Regions from separate parts of the Mus musculus genome. Here regions 1 and 2 are each linked to region 3. Evidence: chromatin loops called from intact Hi-C (ENCODE). Cell type or tissue: left cerebral cortex. All regions are shown on one strand.

Region 1 (2,500 bases), 160 kb before region 3:
ACTGATATTAGGGCCTTATACATACTAGGCAAGCAAATACCCTACCACTGAGCTATATCCTGGTCTGAGAGTTAAATTCTTGATGTATAAATGTCTATTTTTACTATATGTACATAAATATCTAAAAAATATTCTCAAATTTTATTTCACAACAAATAAGTTATAAAGTAGGCTTTGCCTAGCATGGTAGTGTAGGCCACAGGCTGAGACAGGGGGATCTTTAGTTCAAAGCCAGCCTAAGTCCCATCATGGAGACTTTACTCAAAAAAACATAAACATGAAATAATAAAAGTGAAACTAGATACAATATAATCCTTTAAAAAATAATAAAGTAAGACAGTTTTGTTTAGAACTAAATTTAGACATTACTAGTTTAGACATTTAGACTAACTTAGATTCCATAGACCTTGTGATTTGATTGATTTATGCCTCTTATTGGATTTGTCAGTGACTAATCTGTAATGAATTATAAAATCAAATATGACTTGGATTTATAATTTCAAAATAATAACTAATATTTACAGATCTGATACCATCTAGTAAGTTTGCATGGCTCATGGTCTTAGTCAGTGTCACCATGAAGGTATCTTGTCCCTGACACAAAATGTACAGTGGAAGCCATCTGCTTATCTCAGGAACTCTGGCAAGAATGCTGCAGCTCTTAGTATCTATTTGCAATGGTAACTTCCATTCCATAAGTTGTTACTTTGCTGATCCTGACTGAGTTTAGCTCTGCTGTCCACCTTAGCCCGGTCTCTTTACTTCTTCATGAGTGGCTTGTCCTCGAGACTCTTACGGTGTTTTGACTTTGATTTTTAGATAGAGTCTTTCACTCTGTTGCCCAGGCTGCCCTTGGACTTGAGGTGATTGCCCTGAAGGCTGAGATCGCAGGCACGCAATACAATGCCTGGCTCTTTTCAATAATTTTGTATTCAAGCCAGGCATAATAGCACGTGCCTTTAATCCTAGTAGAGGCAGGCAGTTCTTTGTGAGTTCAAGCCTGGCCTACATAGTGAGTTCCAGGCCAGCAAAGGTTCCATGAGACTCTGATTGCAAATGAACAAAAACAAACGAAAAGAATTGTCTCATTCAAACATTCTACCAGTAATTCCTTTGGTAGAAGTCGTAAAAAGATGTGAAGTTCATCTCTGCTGTTTAATCTCAGGTCTAACTTGTTGTGTTTGCTTCCATCGCTGTTTGGCTGTCGTTTTCTGTGCTGCTTTCCGTCCACCCAGAGGTACCTAAAGCTGTGTCTTAATGTGTTTCCTAGGCCTATGTTGTCTTTGTGACAACTCTGGGTGGCCAGTGGCTGGAGCGTAGCTTTGCCACATTCTTGTCCCACGTACTTGATCTGGTTTCCCATCCTCGAGCAACACAAACACACGTGGACGCTGTGTACTCCAGGCGATGTGTGTCCTTCATGCTGAGAGCTACCGTGGGCAGTCTGTTAGGTGAGAAAGCCCAGATAGCAGCTGCCAAGGAGATCTGCCAGGCAATCGGAAAGCAGATGAAAGCTGTGGGTAAGTGAGACCTGGTGTCGTAACACGCGCTGCTGCTGACCCTAGACATTTAATTTAGTTCTCCCTATCTTCTTTCCCTCCCGCCTCTCTTCCTCCCTTCCTTTCTGTTTCGGGTTGGGGGAGGGGGGTCTCACTGTGTCCCAGGCTAGCTTCAAACTTGTAATTTTCCTCTCATGTGTATCATGTGCATGCCTGGTGCCTGTGGTGGTCAGGAGAGGGGCTTCAGAAACCTCTACTTCTGAGTCACAGATGCCTGTGAACCATCATGTGTGTGCTGGCACAGACCCAGAGGGCAGCCAGTGCTCTTGGCCTCTGAGCCATTGTTCCAACTCCTTATGTCAGTTTTACTGAGTGATTTTTAAAAAATATTAAAGCAGCATATAATTGCATTGAAACAAAGCTTTAAAACTGAGCGGCACGTGGGTAAGGTTTGGGTTTGGGTTTTTTCTAGTGCCTGTGCTGCTTTTAAGTCTCCCAGAATGCACTGGTGTATTTTTATTTTTGTGGGATAATCTGATGAAATTTTCCTGCTTGAAGCCTCTTATTATGTAAATATATATTTTTTCCTGTTTTTCTTTCTCTTTTCTAATAGGCCTAATATGAAGACGTAGAAAGTAATAGTTACAGATAACTATAACCGCTTATAGGACACATTGCGAAAAGTCAATAATTCATAATTTAAAGAAATAATATTTTAGATAAAATTGTATTTGACCCATAAACTTGTTTTTATTTGGAGATCTAATGTGACATTTTAGTGCTTATTACAACATGTCATGTTCAGATCAGGGTATTTGGTTTGTTCACCACATCAAAAGCGAACCACCTCTGCTGGAAACACTCAATATCCCCTCTCTTAGCTGTTTCCCTGTGGAGACGTGACTGCATCTACGTAGTTATGTTCCTGGGCTATAGGACATTCAGACTGGAACTTTATCCTCACCTGAAGCCCAGGAAAGAAACCCTGGTCAGAAAGGAGC
Region 2 (2,500 bases), 270 kb before region 3:
TTGTCTTAACTTCATATCCCAAGTTTTACCATAATGCTTAACCTTCAAGAAAGACTCAAAGCTTTCTTTTAGCCAGGCAGGTGAAGACCACCTAGAATCCCAGCACTCAGGAGGGTAAATAAGAAGATGCTGCAAGTTCAAGGTCAACCTCATACATACAGCGTTTCCCTTATACAAACAGCAGAAATCCACAACCCCGGTTAGAAAATCAGCATTCCTTTAACTCAGGAAAATTAAATTACATTCTGTCACCTAAACTCCGCAGGAATTTGTCATGACCTCTTTTTTGGCACTGCCCTTTAACGCAAATGACAGATAAGACTATATTCCAAGGACTTCGGCGGTGGCTCAACACCTGATGGCTCTAGAGGCCTTCGGGCTCCTCTGTGTACACACACTGGGTGGTTCACGCTCCCCCTACGTTTACCTTGGCTGGGTTAGTCAAAACCTCCTTCATGTACTCGGCCACAGTGATGGGACCTGTAGACTTTATTTTGTACATAAGATGCCGCAGCATCGGTGTCACCTGGTTGCTTTCTGCCGGCTCATTCCCGGAGCTGTAGCATTTCCCTCTCCAAATACAGGGAAGGCCTGAAAAGCACGATTAAGCACCGCCCGCATTAGATATCTCCATTTCATTTACACGCGCAGCAAGCAGCCTAAAGCTTGTAAGGATGCCTCGTTCATCACTAACTTCGCCCCAACGTCAGGACCCGATGGAGGCAAGGCATGCACCGAACCCATGACTACAAGCCCCTCCACACAGCTAAGCCTCTCTGTGGACCAGCTTCCTGCTCCAGCCCCAGGTGAGCAACGGAGGGACCAAGGAGCCGCGCCATACGGTTTCCATGGAAACAGGATCCTGCAAGGGGACTCTCACCCGCGCGGGCCACGCAGCGTCTCACCAAAGCATTCATTCCTACACCCCGAGGCCAGGCTCCGCCCCGGAGGCGGGGTTTAAACGGTATTTCCTGAATCGCCCTCGCAATAGGAAGTGCGTCACCGTAAAGCGGAAGTAAGCTCCGGGCTGCACTCGCGTGTCCAGCCCGCCATGTCGGCCGACCAGGAACCTGTGGCGTTCCTTGCCAAGCAGCCCTGGCGTCCCAAACAGGTGACAGAAGATCCGGATGAGGAAGACGAGGAGGATGGCGATGAGGGCAAGAATGGCTTCTCCCTGGAGGAGGTGTTACGCCTCGGAGGCACAAAGGTAAGGGCCGCAGGCTCTGGGGAAGGGGATGCTCACGGCTGCCGGGAAGGTGGGACCCGCAGCCCAGCCTCCGACCTGCTCTGAGAGCTTCCCACGCATTTACTGTTACCGCGCTTCAGTGGGAAAAAAAACAGTTCGGCTTGCATGTTTTCTCCTGGGTTTATGCCTCGTTAAAATGTAGGCGATCGGATTCTAACCACGTGGGCAAATGTTTTGAACACGACCGTATGTGTAATCTACATCTGCTAGGTTAAAAGGTTGGATTGAAGTCGCTAAAAGAACCTGCCAGTTTACATTAGCCTTTTATGAAAGTGCCTCTTCCTCCCTACACTACCTCATAAAGTACTTTCTATTATTGGAAGGAGTGTTGTATGTTTGTTGGTACACTCGTGTGGAAGTCAGAGGACAACTTTGGAATCGATTCTCTCTTTTATGTGACTTCCGAGGATCGGACCTAAATCACCAGGCTCCTTGGCATAGACTTGACCCACTGAGCCATCCCCTGCCCACTCAGATAAACCTTTAACCTTGCTCACCTGATGCATTACGAGTGCCTAGATCATTGCGATTTTCACTGGATTTTGTGACTGTCAGCTTGAGAATCTTTTCATATCTTGAAGAAGGTTCTTCAAAAGCCTTTTCCCTATTGTGTACCTATCTTTGGCACATTTTCCTGTTGGATATCTGTGAGTTTGCCAGATAATAGTGTAATAATTCATATGTGATGGTTTTTAAAAATGAAGTTCTTACTGAATTTCTGGGTTTGTAATACGGCCTTTTTTTTTTTTTTTTAATGTGTTTCTACAGCAAGATTACCTTATGCTGGCTACTTTGGATGAAAATGAGGAAGTGGTGGATGGGGGCAAAAAGGGAACCATTGACGACCTTCAACAAGGTGAACTGGAGTCATTTATTCAGAATCTGAATTTGGCCAAATACTCAAAGTCTTTGATTGAAGAAGATGAACCAGAGAAAAAGGAAAACACCAGCAAAAAAGAAGCAAAACTACTGAAGGTGGAGAATAAAAAACAAAAAGCAACAGAAGGAAAAAAGACATCGGAAAAGAAGGTGAAAAATAAGACTGTACCAGAACAGCGTCCTGAGAGCTGTCCCGTCTCCAAAGCAAAGAAAGATAAACAACCCGATGTGTTTGAATTTCTAGAGAGACAAACAATGTTACTCAGGCCTGGAGGCAAGTGGTACGACATGGAGTACAGCGGTGAGTATTCCTTGGAGCTGCAGCCTCCAGATGTCGTGTCCAAGTACAAAGCCCTGGCCCAGAAGCTGTATGAG
Region 3 (2,500 bases):
TCTTGTGTCCACATGTGTTTCTTGTTCTTTTTCTTTGCTTCTTTTTCCGTGTTTTTTTTTTATGGTATTCTTTGGATGTCCGTTTTCTCATGAGAGAGAAAGGATGGGGTTCCGATAGAAGGGGAAGTGGGGAGGCCCTGGGGGAATTGGTACAGGGAAACTGTAGTCAGTATATTATGGAAAAAACTTTTTAATAGAAGAAAATATGTTTTAAAAGCATCAGCTTCTAATCTCCCTTCACCCAGAGACTGGGTGTAGTCCTTGCTGCGGGTCTTACGTAGCTGCCGTCAAGATGCTACCATTGCCTGGGTTCTCACTTAACCTGGGGGCGACCAGGCTCTTTTTAATGTTTTACCACAAAGTGCCCTGCATGCTGTCTTCACGTGGCATCTCGGTCCACACTTGATTGCGTGTGGAAAGAGGAATAGCAGCAGGGGCGTAGCTCAGTGATCACTCTGGATTCTAATTCTTCCTCCTCAGCTCTGGGTGCTGGAATTGCCAGGTGTGTGACACCATGCTCAGCCATTTTAACATGTTCTATATCCAGCTTGTTTCCATCTTGGTGAAGAAAGTATGAGGTTCAAAAACTGTGATCGGCGTTTCAATGAGCTGAGTCTTAGTTTGGGGCTGCATTGCTGAGATGAAATACCATAACCCAAAGCATCTTGGGTAGAAAAGAGTTTATTCCATTTACAGTTGCACATTACAGTCCATGGTCGATGGAAGTCAGTGCAGGAATCAGAGCAGAGGCCATGGAAGAGCACTGGCTTACACGCCTGCTCTCTTAAAGCGCACAGCACCCCCAGCCTAGGATTGCATTGCCCACAGTGAGCTGGACTCACACACCAGTCATCCATCAAAAAATGCCTCACACTGGCCCACAGACCAAGCTGCTGGGAGCATTTTCTCTACTGAGGTTCCCTCTTCCAAAATGACTCTAGCAGTTGACACAGTTGACATAAAACTAGCCAGAACACAGGCGTAAAGAGAGAAAACTCAGTTTTTCCTATCCCAGTCACACTTCTGTCTTTCAGTTTGAGTTGAGTTAGTTCTAATAACTATTCAGTCTGTCACTGTCACTGTGACATAACAATCTGAGATAAGTGCGTGGTAGGCAGAAGGCTTACTTGCGTTTCAGTCCATGTCTGGTTGGGATTGTGGTGAGGCTGTGTCGAAGCAGCTGCTTGCTTTATGGTGTTAGGGAAGCAGAGAAAGGAGGCGGCCGGCTTCCGCTGTCTCCTGCTGTCTAGTCTAGTGTCCATCTGCTAAAGCCCCTCCCCTCTGAACAAGCCTTCACACCTGGGCCGTGGAGACATTCGGGATCCAAGCTAGCAGTGGCAGAGAACTGTTTGGAGTTACCCACATTTTAGATTGAATTACACTGACTGTTCTCTGATTGTTTCCCATTTCTCCCATGAGAACTGCTGCCACATGTTGCTAATTTGGCTAATCTGTTTGGTTGTTTACTTTAGAAGTGTATTATTTTGAGAACTACACCATGTACTAGTTTAATAGCCAATCAGCCGTCTCAGCCCGATCTTTTGTTTCTTTATAGATAGCGAATAACAAAGATGCCTTGAGGAAGACGTGGAACCCTAAGTTTACATTAAGGAGTCACTTTGATGGCATCCGAGCCCTTGCTTTCCACCCCATTGAGCCTGTGTTAATAACAGCCTCAGAGGACCATACGCTGAAAATGTGGAATCTACAGAAAACAGCCCCAGCCAAAAAGTGAGAATATTCTACTTGCACTTTTTTTTAAAGATTTTAAATTATTTATCAACAGGAAAAGATTTATTTTAAAAGTAATTGTTATAAGTCTATAATTGTTATATAAGTCTAATGTTAGGTCTGACGTTGAGGAAAAGAATTTTTACCTGGTGGTTCCCACGTGTTCTCCTTACGCAGAAGTATTTCACGAGGCTGTCTTATTTGTGGGGCCTCTGTCTGTAATGAAGATCCCTGTTAACGTGAAGAGACATAAGTAGGAACACTTAGACTTATCAAACCTTTGACCTCAGTCTGGCCCATCATTTGCGGTTTAGATTTACAAAGTGAAGAAGTGCTTAGGTACTTTTCTGTGCTGGCAGCGAGTTTTCCACACTTGCGGTTGCCTGACCCGGAGGACGCCGGTGTGCATGTTTAGGTGTTCTGTCTTGGCTTGGTGCCGTCTGCGTGACAGCAGGCATGAGTTTCTTAAAGTGTTTCATTGGCCCCGAGGTAGACCAGGTACTTGACTAGGTCCTTCCGGAGTTCACCCTTCGTCATCAGAACCAGCGCCCACCAGCAGGGATCCTCTGCTGTGACAGGCACAAGGGTACAGTGCACTGTGCCGCAGGACGTCGCGGAAGGTGTACTACATGTAGAAGAAATCCGCTGCCCTCTTTAAAAGACTCCAGTAGCATTGGTTCTGTGTGCCATGCAGGACAGTGCTGGCTGCAGCCTGAGCACACCGGATGGGGTCAGCAGAGGTCATTCCCTTCGGGTGCTGTGCCTCTGC

The links. Hi-C counts contacts between places; a loop is a spot of excess contacts. Peaks named below come from ENCODE experiments on the same cell type or tissue, not always from the same donor. Only the 100,000 strongest peaks of a DNase experiment are listed, where the experiment ranks them.
Region 1: a loop joins it to region 3, with 2.9 times the contacts of the local background. A loop is called at or near these places in 2 of 42 quality-filtered maps.
Region 2: it touches region 3 in a loop (2.3-fold over the local background); 2 of 42 quality-filtered maps call a loop at or near these places.

The regions. Positions count from the first base shown.
Region 1 is chr17:78,823,516-78,826,015 of GRCm38, reverse strand. Heatr5b (HEAT repeat containing 5B) reads left to right here. Exons shown (of 36, transcript NM_001081179.1): 8 at 1,271-1,520. Among named protein-coding and RNA genes, the nearest start is that of Heatr5b, 11 kb to the left of the region's middle. In left cerebral cortex, no CTCF peak of the experiment used is centred here; no DNase peak of the experiment used is centred here.
Region 2 is chr17:78,935,582-78,938,081 of GRCm38, reverse strand. It overlaps Cebpz (CCAAT/enhancer binding protein zeta), which reads left to right and starts at 1,012. Exons shown (of 16, transcript NM_001024806.2): 1 at 1,012-1,207; 2 at 2,015-2,500. The coding sequence starts at 1,052. Ndufaf7 (NADH:ubiquinone oxidoreductase complex assembly factor 7) reads right to left here and starts at 947. Exons shown (of 10, transcript NM_028611.3): 1 at 881-947; 2 at 428-591. The coding sequence starts at 917. In left cerebral cortex, no CTCF peak of the experiment used is centred here; a DNase peak (open chromatin) is centred at 956; H3K4me3 peaks cover 1,924 bases; H3K27ac peaks cover 1,468 bases.
Region 3 is chr17:78,663,850-78,666,349 of GRCm38, reverse strand. It overlaps Strn (striatin, calmodulin binding protein), which reads left to right. Exons shown (of 18, transcript NM_011500.3): 11 at 1,556-1,731. Among named protein-coding and RNA genes, the nearest start is that of Strn, 71 kb to the left of the region's middle. In left cerebral cortex, no CTCF peak of the experiment used is centred here; a DNase peak (open chromatin) is centred at 1,183.